2 separate regions of the Homo sapiens genome follow, and region 1 is linked to region 2. A link is a loop called in an ENCODE intact Hi-C map of the cell type or tissue named here. Cell type or tissue: dorsolateral prefrontal cortex. All regions are shown on one strand. Links, peaks and the distances in the headings refer to the core of each region. The heading gives the core; the rest is flanking DNA. Region 1 overlaps SEPTIN7 (septin 7). Region 2 overlaps SEPTIN7 (septin 7).

Region 1 (4,401 bases), core at 110-4,109, 49 kb before region 2:
ATTATTTTTTCCTATAATTGAGAACTTTATATTTAACTTTTAGAAGAATTTATTCTGAACTAAAGTGATTTCTATTTCCTTATAAATTGGAAGATCCCAAAGAAACAGAAAGCTTTAACACAAACCTCGATGAGAAATAAGGAAAGTAACCAAGACCATCTCCCCACCTTGAGGCTCATAAGGTGAAACAAAAGCTCCCCCTTGAGCTATATGCCACAGGGGAAATGATCCTCAAAGAGCCCAGTCTCATTCAGGGTAAGGAGGCAGAAAAAATGGGTACCAAAAAGTAGTTGAGAACTCAGTCTGCTTTTTCTGGTTCCATACATAAGGAGCTTGGAAGTCGCCACTCCATTCTAAGAAGTAAAAAGCTGAACAAATCTGATCTTTAAGAGCAGTGAGGACACAAGGCAATGATCCAGCAATTGCCCTTCTTGATGTTTACCCAGCTAAGTTAAAAACAAAGTCTTACACACAGGTATTTGCAGCAGCTTTATTTATAATTGCCAAGACGTGGAAGCAACCACAATGTCCTTCAGTAGTTGAATGGATAAATACACTGTGGTATATCCAGAAAATGGAATATCACTCAGCACCAAAAAGAAATCAGCTCCCAAACCATGAAAAGACAGAGACCAATGTACGCTGGTGAGCGAAAGAAGCCAATCTAAAAAGAATACATACTGTATAATTCCATTATTATAATTCTATAATTACAGTGAGCAAGATACTTGCATTTTCTGTTTTCTTACATATCAAATTAGTATAAGAGTATGAACTATGAGGACTAAATTAGGTAATATATGTGAAATCTAAGCACAGTGCCTGGTACACATTAAGTGCTCAATAAGTAGTTGTATTATTTCTGTGATTCATTTAAGGAAATTAGAAACACATGGAAGTTTGATATGACAGAAGAATATAAATAACAAAATGTTAAAAATACTTAAGGCAAAAACTTGGAAACAACAGCAAGTTAGCAAGTTCCACATTAAAAGACTAATAGGTCTTTTGGATATGGATAAATCAAGCGCTGAAAAAATAAAAATGATTTAAATAATATGCTTAATTGTCAAATATATATACACAAATTTCTACCCAGAGAATAAACACATTTTTGAAACCTATGGAATACTTAAATAAGCTAATCCTATGTAAGGCTACACAGAAAAATAAATCAATGCTGGAACCTACAGATCATATTCTCTGAATTCTCTGTAGTGAAATTAAAAATTAATAAAAAATAACACAATCCATCCACCTACTTAGATATCTCTCCTTAACTCTTCCTATGTGAAAATTACTCAAATACAAACAAAATGAGTATTACACATAAAAATCTAAGAGATCTGACTAAAGTATTTGGAGAAAAACTCATGCTTAAAATAAGCCTAAAGAAAGTAAGTCAACCATCAGGGGTGGTTCTTGGTGAAACTGTAAACTGCTACAGCTTTTCTGAAGAATAATTTGGTAATCTATCAAAATTTAAATCTACATGCCTTTTGACCCAGGATTTCACTTTCAGAAATGTACATTACAGAAGCATTTATATGTGTGCCTAGAAATCCAAGGAACCTAAGCACTGTTTGTAACTACGAACATCCATCTTCATTAATAGCTGACTGTATAAATCATGATAAAGATATTACAGAATACCACATAATTGCTAAGAATATACTGACAGGAATATTCAGTGTATATACACACACAGTATATTCAGTGATAGGGAAAACACATTCACAGAATAGTACTTATAGCATGGTACTGTTTACACACACAAAAAAAATTGACGTAGGAATGCCTGGTGTATATAAAAGTATAAAAAAATGCCAAAAGACTTGCACCAATTTAATGCTTATTTCTAGAGACAGGACTGGAAATGCAGGTGAGAGAAAAAAGGAAACTTGCTTTTTACTAAATATCTTTAGAATTTAGTTTTTAAAAAATAAAATGTATATTTTATAAGCTTTTCTTTCTTTGGGAAGCCAAGGGGAGGGTAATAATAAAAGTGAATATACCAACTTTGTAACAGTGTTTATTTCTAGATGGGAAAGGTTATGAAACATTTAAATTTTTCTTCTTTGTATATCAGTTTTTCTACAAGAACCATAAATTATATAATATTTAATTTTAACTTTTAATATTTAAAGGGGTTGATAATATGTTATACTACAAAGAAGTCAAGAATGCCTGAGAAGAGGCTACCTGCAAATATAGTGATTGGGAGTACTGGGATAAAAGTTAAGAGAAAAATGATTATTGAGTCCAGTAAGAGACTACAGAGTAAATGAGAGGCAGGCATCAGGCACAGGTTGCTGCAGATGCTGGCAACTACAGCTCCAGACAGCTGTACTACAGGAATTCTCAATCTTGGCACTACTGACATTTTGGGTTGGATAATTCTTTATTGTGAGGAGTGCCTTGTTCATTGAAGGATGCTTGGCAGCATCCCTGGCCTTTACCCATTAGAAGCCAGTTAGCATCCCTCCTCCCCAGCTGTGGCAACCAAAAATGCTTCCAGACGTTGAGAGATGTCCCCTGGGGGGCATTTTTCAAAATTTGAATCCCCAAATCCTCTAGCACTGATACCACTATGCATCAAAAATAATGACAGTGACAGCCAGTAAGTTATAAATTCTTCTGTGTGCCAGTATTTTACAAGCATTGACTTAGTTAACCTTTATAATACCATGAGATAGATGCTACAGGTTGTGTATCACTTATCCAAAATGCTTGGGACCAGAAGCGTGTTGGATTTGGGGCTTTTTCAAATTTTAGAATATTTGCATTGCTCATCAGTTCAGCATCCCTAATCTGAAAATCCAAAATCCAAAAACTGGTTCAATGAGCATTTCCTTTGAGCATCACGTCAGCACTCAAAGTTTCAAACTTTGGAGTATCTGAGATTTCAGATTTTTGGATTAGGGATACTCAATCTGCATCATTATCAATACCATTTTAAGGTGAAAAAACAGAAACAAAAGTGAAATAACTTACTAGTGCCAAAGAGTTAATAAGCAGTAATCAGTATTTGACACCAGGCAGTATGTTCTACTGCCTTTCTAAATACCCACTCTCATTTATCCATTAAAGACTCTGTGCCAAAATTCCCAACTACCTTCCAATCTGGTTAACCAGGTTGGACCATATCTGACATGGGATATTTTACCAGTATCTTCATTAACAATAACACTTAATATTTTTATTCAATAACTATAAGAAAGACATTGAGCTAGGCACTTTACATGCATTCAATGACTTCAATAATTACAAAACTCTACATAAGATTCTTTAAACAATTTTACAGCTAAGTAAATGAAACCTCTGAAAGTAACTTGCCAATGACAAATACCTCTACCAAGTAGCAGAGCTACAGCTCAATCTGAATGGCAAATCTCATGTCCTTAATCATACTATACTTCCCAGACTCTGAGCAGGCGAAAGGAACATGCTTCTTGACCTCTATGTCCTGACCCACTTCCCCCGCCCAGCCCCGAGGAGAGTCTCACTCTGTCGTGCAGGTTTAAGTGAGAGGCACAATCATGGCTTACTGCAATTTCTGCCTGCTGGGCTCAAGTGATCCTCCCACCTCAGCCTCCCGAGTAGCTGAGACTACAGGTGCATGCCACCACATCCAGCAAATATTTTTTTAAGAGATGAGGTCTCACTATGTTGCCCAGGCTGGTCTCAAACGCCTGGATTCAAGCAATCTTCCCACCTCGGCCTCCCAAAGGGCTGGGATTACATGCTTGAGCACCAGGGCCACTGCTTTTACTGCACTAACCACAATGAGCTTCAAATGGAAAAGTAAAGGATAAAGCAATTAAAAATTTAGAACAGGAAGAAGAGAGAAACTAAGTTCAACAGCCTTTAATCTTGTCATTAAAGGCTTGTCAAATCTTTAATTTGATACCCCTAGTATCAAATTCCACATCTGTCCTGAAACTAAATCATAACCTCTTTAGCAGGCTGAGAAAGATGGAAAAAAGAACATTTTACAAGATACAATAATAGATCTACGTCCTTTCAAGAATAACACTGATTCAGTGAATATTCTCCTAAAGTACTCAATCGAGTACCTCATACAAATGAGGTATTTGTAGGTTATTGTATTGACTCAAGTCAAGTACCTCATATAAATGAGGTATTTGTAGCTTATTGTATTGTCTTAATGATTCTATTATCGTGACACAGAGGTTACCAAAATGTCATTCAAATAAGCCTGATAAAATAGTTTATTTCCCATAAGCAAAGTCACCTTACTCAAATCATTGTGACTGGGAGCTCTAAAAACAAGCTATTTTGTAATGAGTGAGCAGTCCTTTTACTTGGTAGCAGAGTAAAATATAGCACCTGACAAATACAAAAATAGTTTGGTAATACTATTATTCTTCCCTGGAAATT
Region 2 (4,401 bases), core at 319-4,318:
CCCAGCACTTTGGGAGGCCAAGACGGGCGGATCATGAGGTCAGCAGATTGAGACCATCCTGGCTAACACAGTGAAACCCCGTCTCTACTAAAAATACAAAAATTAGCCGGGCGCGGTGGCGGGCGCCTGTAGTCCCAGCTATTCAGGAGGCTGAGGCAGGAGAATGGTGTGAACCCGGGAGGCAGACCTTCTTACAGCGAGCCGAGATCGCGCCACTGCACTCCAGCCTGGGCGACACAGAGAGACTCCATCTAAAAAAAAAAAAAAAAAAAAAAAAAAAAATTCAGCCGGGCATGGTGGCACATGCCTGTAATCCCAGCTACTCGGGAGGCTGAGGCAGGAGAATCACTTGAACCGGGGAGGCGGAGGCTGCGGTGGCTGAGACTGTGCCATTGCACTCCAGCCTGGGCAACAAGAGCGAAACTCCGTTTCAAAAAAAAAAAAAAAGTTTTAAAAAAGCAATTTCAGAAATGAAAACAGAAACATCATAACATCCATGACCACAGCTTTCTTGATTGCTATGGTGTCAAAGTGTCTGATACTTCCTGGAGTCAAATACTTGTTAAATCAATGAACAAAGTTTACAAAAGTTTCAAATTACCACTGCAGGAATATTTCAAATATATTTTATAAAGCACAGCAAAACTGGTGGAAAATAGTTTTGATTTTCCTGAAAACAGTCAATCAGAGCCAAAGATTTTCAGGGCCCCATCCCAGGCCTATCATTTATCAAAGTGTGAAACACTATGAGAATCTGTATTCTTTGAAAAACACCATGACGTTCATTTTATTTGAAATCTTATATAATAAAGAAGTTATAGGGATGGGGAGACTTTAGAAAGTTACCCAGAAAAAACACTTTAAATGAGTCAACTAACAAAAACAAAAAAACTAATTCATGGCTATTAGAAATCTTATCAGTGGTTACCTGGGGCAGTAGAAGGAGAACTCCAACAGGGCACAAGAAACTCTGGGATGGTGGAAGTATTCTCTATCTTGATTAGAATAAAGGCTACAAGATGTGTGTATGCACATCAGCAATTCATTGAACTAAATACTTAAAATCCACGTATTTTTTTCTATGAAAGCATACAATAATGAAGTTACTTGATAAGTCGGAAAGCATTTGGAAATGTAGACTCCTGGGTCCCTCTCCCAGAGATTGCTAATCAATGGGTCTTGTAGTGGGAACCAGTTAATCTGCATTTTTAACTCCAAGCCATGGTTGACCCTTCAACCATACTTTAGAAAATAATGACCTAGCATAATGTTCTATGTCCAGTAATTACTGATCATGCTTTGCAAAAATATATCAATTAATGATAAACTTTTAATACAAAAAAATCTAGGTAATTTTGATTCCCAAGTTTAGGAAATACTAAGAATATTAAGTGGTAGGAGTTCCAGGAAGAAGTAAAAAGTAAGACAGTTAAGGAAGCTTGTTCCTTCTTCCCCGTCTCCCACAATCCTTCAATGGCTCTCCATCACCTAGTGCAGTGGTTCTCAACCAAGGATGATTCTGCTCCCCCACGTGACATTTGGCAATGTCTGTAGACATTTTTTTCATTTCACAACCAGAGAGAGCATGTGCTGCTGGCATCTTAGCACGATGACAGCAGGGATGCTGGTAAATACTGTACAATGCTCAAGACAGCCCTCCCCTCCCTCAAATAATTACAAAACCTCAAATGAGAAACTCTGACCTGGAGCCTCACCTCCAATAAAGCTACCAGAAGTAGTCAGTTGTGTCCCAGAGTTAAACAAAACAACAGAATTAAGATGTTACAACTTCAGGAAAGTCCATTTTTACTTCCAGATCAGTGGGGAAGGAGGAAGAATATCATCTTTATATTTCACATAAAGCAAACAAACATTGAATAAAATGCAAATGACACATGAATACTTAAGACTTAGAAAACTTCAAAATAACGTAAGCAGGAGCAGCTTCAGGCTATCCCCCCAATCACAGGGGATACTTAATTCTCAGCTTTCAAAGTATAGTATTTTTAAAGTTAACACTGGCCTAAAACATAATACTGTACATAAACTTTAGCATGACAGTCTGTTGCTGCAGCATAGTTTAACCTAGTGCTATGCAAAGTGTGGTCTGTGGACCAATGAGCCAGTCTGTGAATTATCAGTTTATGTCAGAGAAACACAAATTGAGAGCACAAAAATGGAAAATTTAATAGCAGAATAATTTTATGTCTATTGAAACTAATAATAAAAAATTGGGGCTTATAGTTTATCTTTCTTATTCCATTTCCACTTTTTTTATTTGCAGTATAGTCATGCAGTATGTCCAACGTTTGGTCAACAATGGACATTTATGACAGTAGTCCCATAAGATTACTATGGAGCTAAAAAAATTCATATCACCTGTGATGTCATAGCAGTCACAAGTTCATAGTACAGCACATCATCTTTTCTATGCTTAGAAGCACAAACACTTGGCCGGGCGTGATGGCTCACATCTATAATCCCAGCACTTTGGGAGGCCGAGGCAGGAGGATCACTTGAGGTCAGGAGTTCCAGACCAGCCTGGCCAACATGGTGAAACCCCGTCTCTACTAAAAATACAAAAATTAGCTGGGCGTGGTGGCGAGTGCCTGTAACCCCAGCTACTTGGGAGGCTGAGGCAGGCAAGCACCTGTAATCCCAGCTACTCGCGAGGCTGAGACAGGAGAACTGCTTGAACCCAGGAGGCAGACAGAGGTTGCGGTGAGCCAAGATTGCACCATTGCACTCCAGCATGGGCAGCAAGAGCGAAATTACGTCTCAAAAAAAAAAAAAAAAAACAAAAAAAGAAACACGCTTACCATTTGTCATAATTGTTTACAGTAGTCAGTACAATAACAAGCTATACAAGCTCATAGCCTAGAAGCAATAGGATATAGCCCAGGTGTATAGTAGGCTCTACCATCTAGGTTTGTGTAGGTAAAATACTCTATGATTTCTCAATGTACCGTATTGTTAACAACGCCTAACTGTAGTTTTTAAAATTACAATCTAACCTACTCTGACTGGTGTATCTATTGAGTAGCAAAGCCAAGATTTGCATCCATATCTAACATCAAAGCCCATGTTCTAAATCATTATTAAGATTTTGAACTCAAACCCCAATGTGTAATCCCTACATCTGGATAGCTGGACTGCACCAAGTGTAAGTCACAAGGATTTAGTGTGTGTCTGGTCTACGGCCTTCAACACTTAATGCCAGCCAAGCTGCCTCTTTGGCCCCTCTTCCCCAAGCCCATGCTCAAAGCTTAGTCTCCAGATCTCTGATGATGCAAAAGGACACAGGAAGACAAAAACAAAGAAAAGATTCATCCTCAAGGCCTAAAGCAGAGTCACCGAATGCTACCCTTTTCTTTTGGAAGCCACCCTGGTTTCTGGCTATGGGGGATAACATCCTCTCAAATAGGAGTAGGCCTCAGATCTCTCTAACCATGCGAGCTACATGGAGTACAGGATAAATGAATCCAAAGTAAGAAAAAGCCACACGGACTTAACAGTCTTTAATTTTAAAGTCTTCCTTCCTCACACCAAGACCTCCAACCCCTAACATAAGGTTCGAAGACCTTAGATTTGACTCATCCATACTGTACATTTTGACCACAATCCTTAAAAAAAATTACTTCCCCACCTAGTACACAATACCTGAAAGAAAATTTAATCTCCCTCAAAATATTAAGTGCAATGTCCACTAATGGGTCACAACCTGCAGTCTTCAAAACACTGCTGTAGAGTTCAATGGTCTACATTTAACAGTATGCTCTCATATAGCGAACTAAACCCATAATCAAACTACCTTACAATTCTGCTCCTTAAAAACATAATTTTTCTTCAGTTTCTATTGTATAATAAAGTTTATCTTTACAGTCCAAACTTAGTACAAAAAAAGAAGTATACAAAAAGTTTTGTCTCAAAACTTAGTAAAAGACATAAATCATTAGTTTAAAATGTTCAACTTATAATCAAAAATTGAAGATAGCTTATTAATTCAAAATGTGAAACACATTTCTCAGCAGGCAATTTAGTCAGGTAGGAATTCTCTATCGGCAATTCCCAGAATACAGTCTACAATGAATATGTATATCATCAAATTATACAAAGTCTGAAACTAATCTGCTCTACCACTATCCTTATTCTGACTGGTCCCTCATCTGATCACTCTCCATTACTGAGACCTTAGAAGCCATAGATGTAACTCTTCTTCCTCCCTCTTCTCCCCCAAGCTTTGTTGTTGTTGTTGTCCTAGCATATTCCTCTAAATTCTCCTAGGTTCTGTAAGGATTCCTAACTTGCCTCAGACTTGTTCAGAAGTTCTGGCATGGATTTACTTAAAATGACTTCTACGGGACAATGTGCAAATCTGAACAACCAATTTTATCACAAACT

The links. Peaks named below come from ENCODE experiments on the same cell type or tissue, not always from the same donor. Only the 100,000 strongest peaks of a DNase experiment are listed, where the experiment ranks them.
Region 1: a loop joins it to region 2, with 1.0 times the contacts of the local background. A loop is called at or near these places in 26 of 110 quality-filtered maps.

Annotation. Positions count from the first base shown.
Region 1 is chr7:35,852,515-35,856,915 of GRCh38, reverse strand. The region is part of intron 3 of SEPTIN7 (septin 7); the gene reads right to left. Among named protein-coding and RNA genes, the nearest start is that of SEPTIN7, 54 kb to the right of the region's middle. In dorsolateral prefrontal cortex, for the core only: no CTCF peak of the experiment used is centred there; a DNase peak (open chromatin) is centred at 2,395; H3K27ac peaks cover 2,543 bases.
Region 2 is chr7:35,803,233-35,807,633 of GRCh38, reverse strand. All of the region lies in intron 1 of SEPTIN7 (septin 7), which reads right to left. Among named protein-coding and RNA genes, the nearest start is that of SEPTIN7, 4.4 kb to the right of the region's middle. In dorsolateral prefrontal cortex, for the core only: no CTCF peak of the experiment used is centred there; no DNase peak of the experiment used is centred there; H3K4me3 peaks cover 4,000 bases; H3K27ac peaks cover 3,818 bases.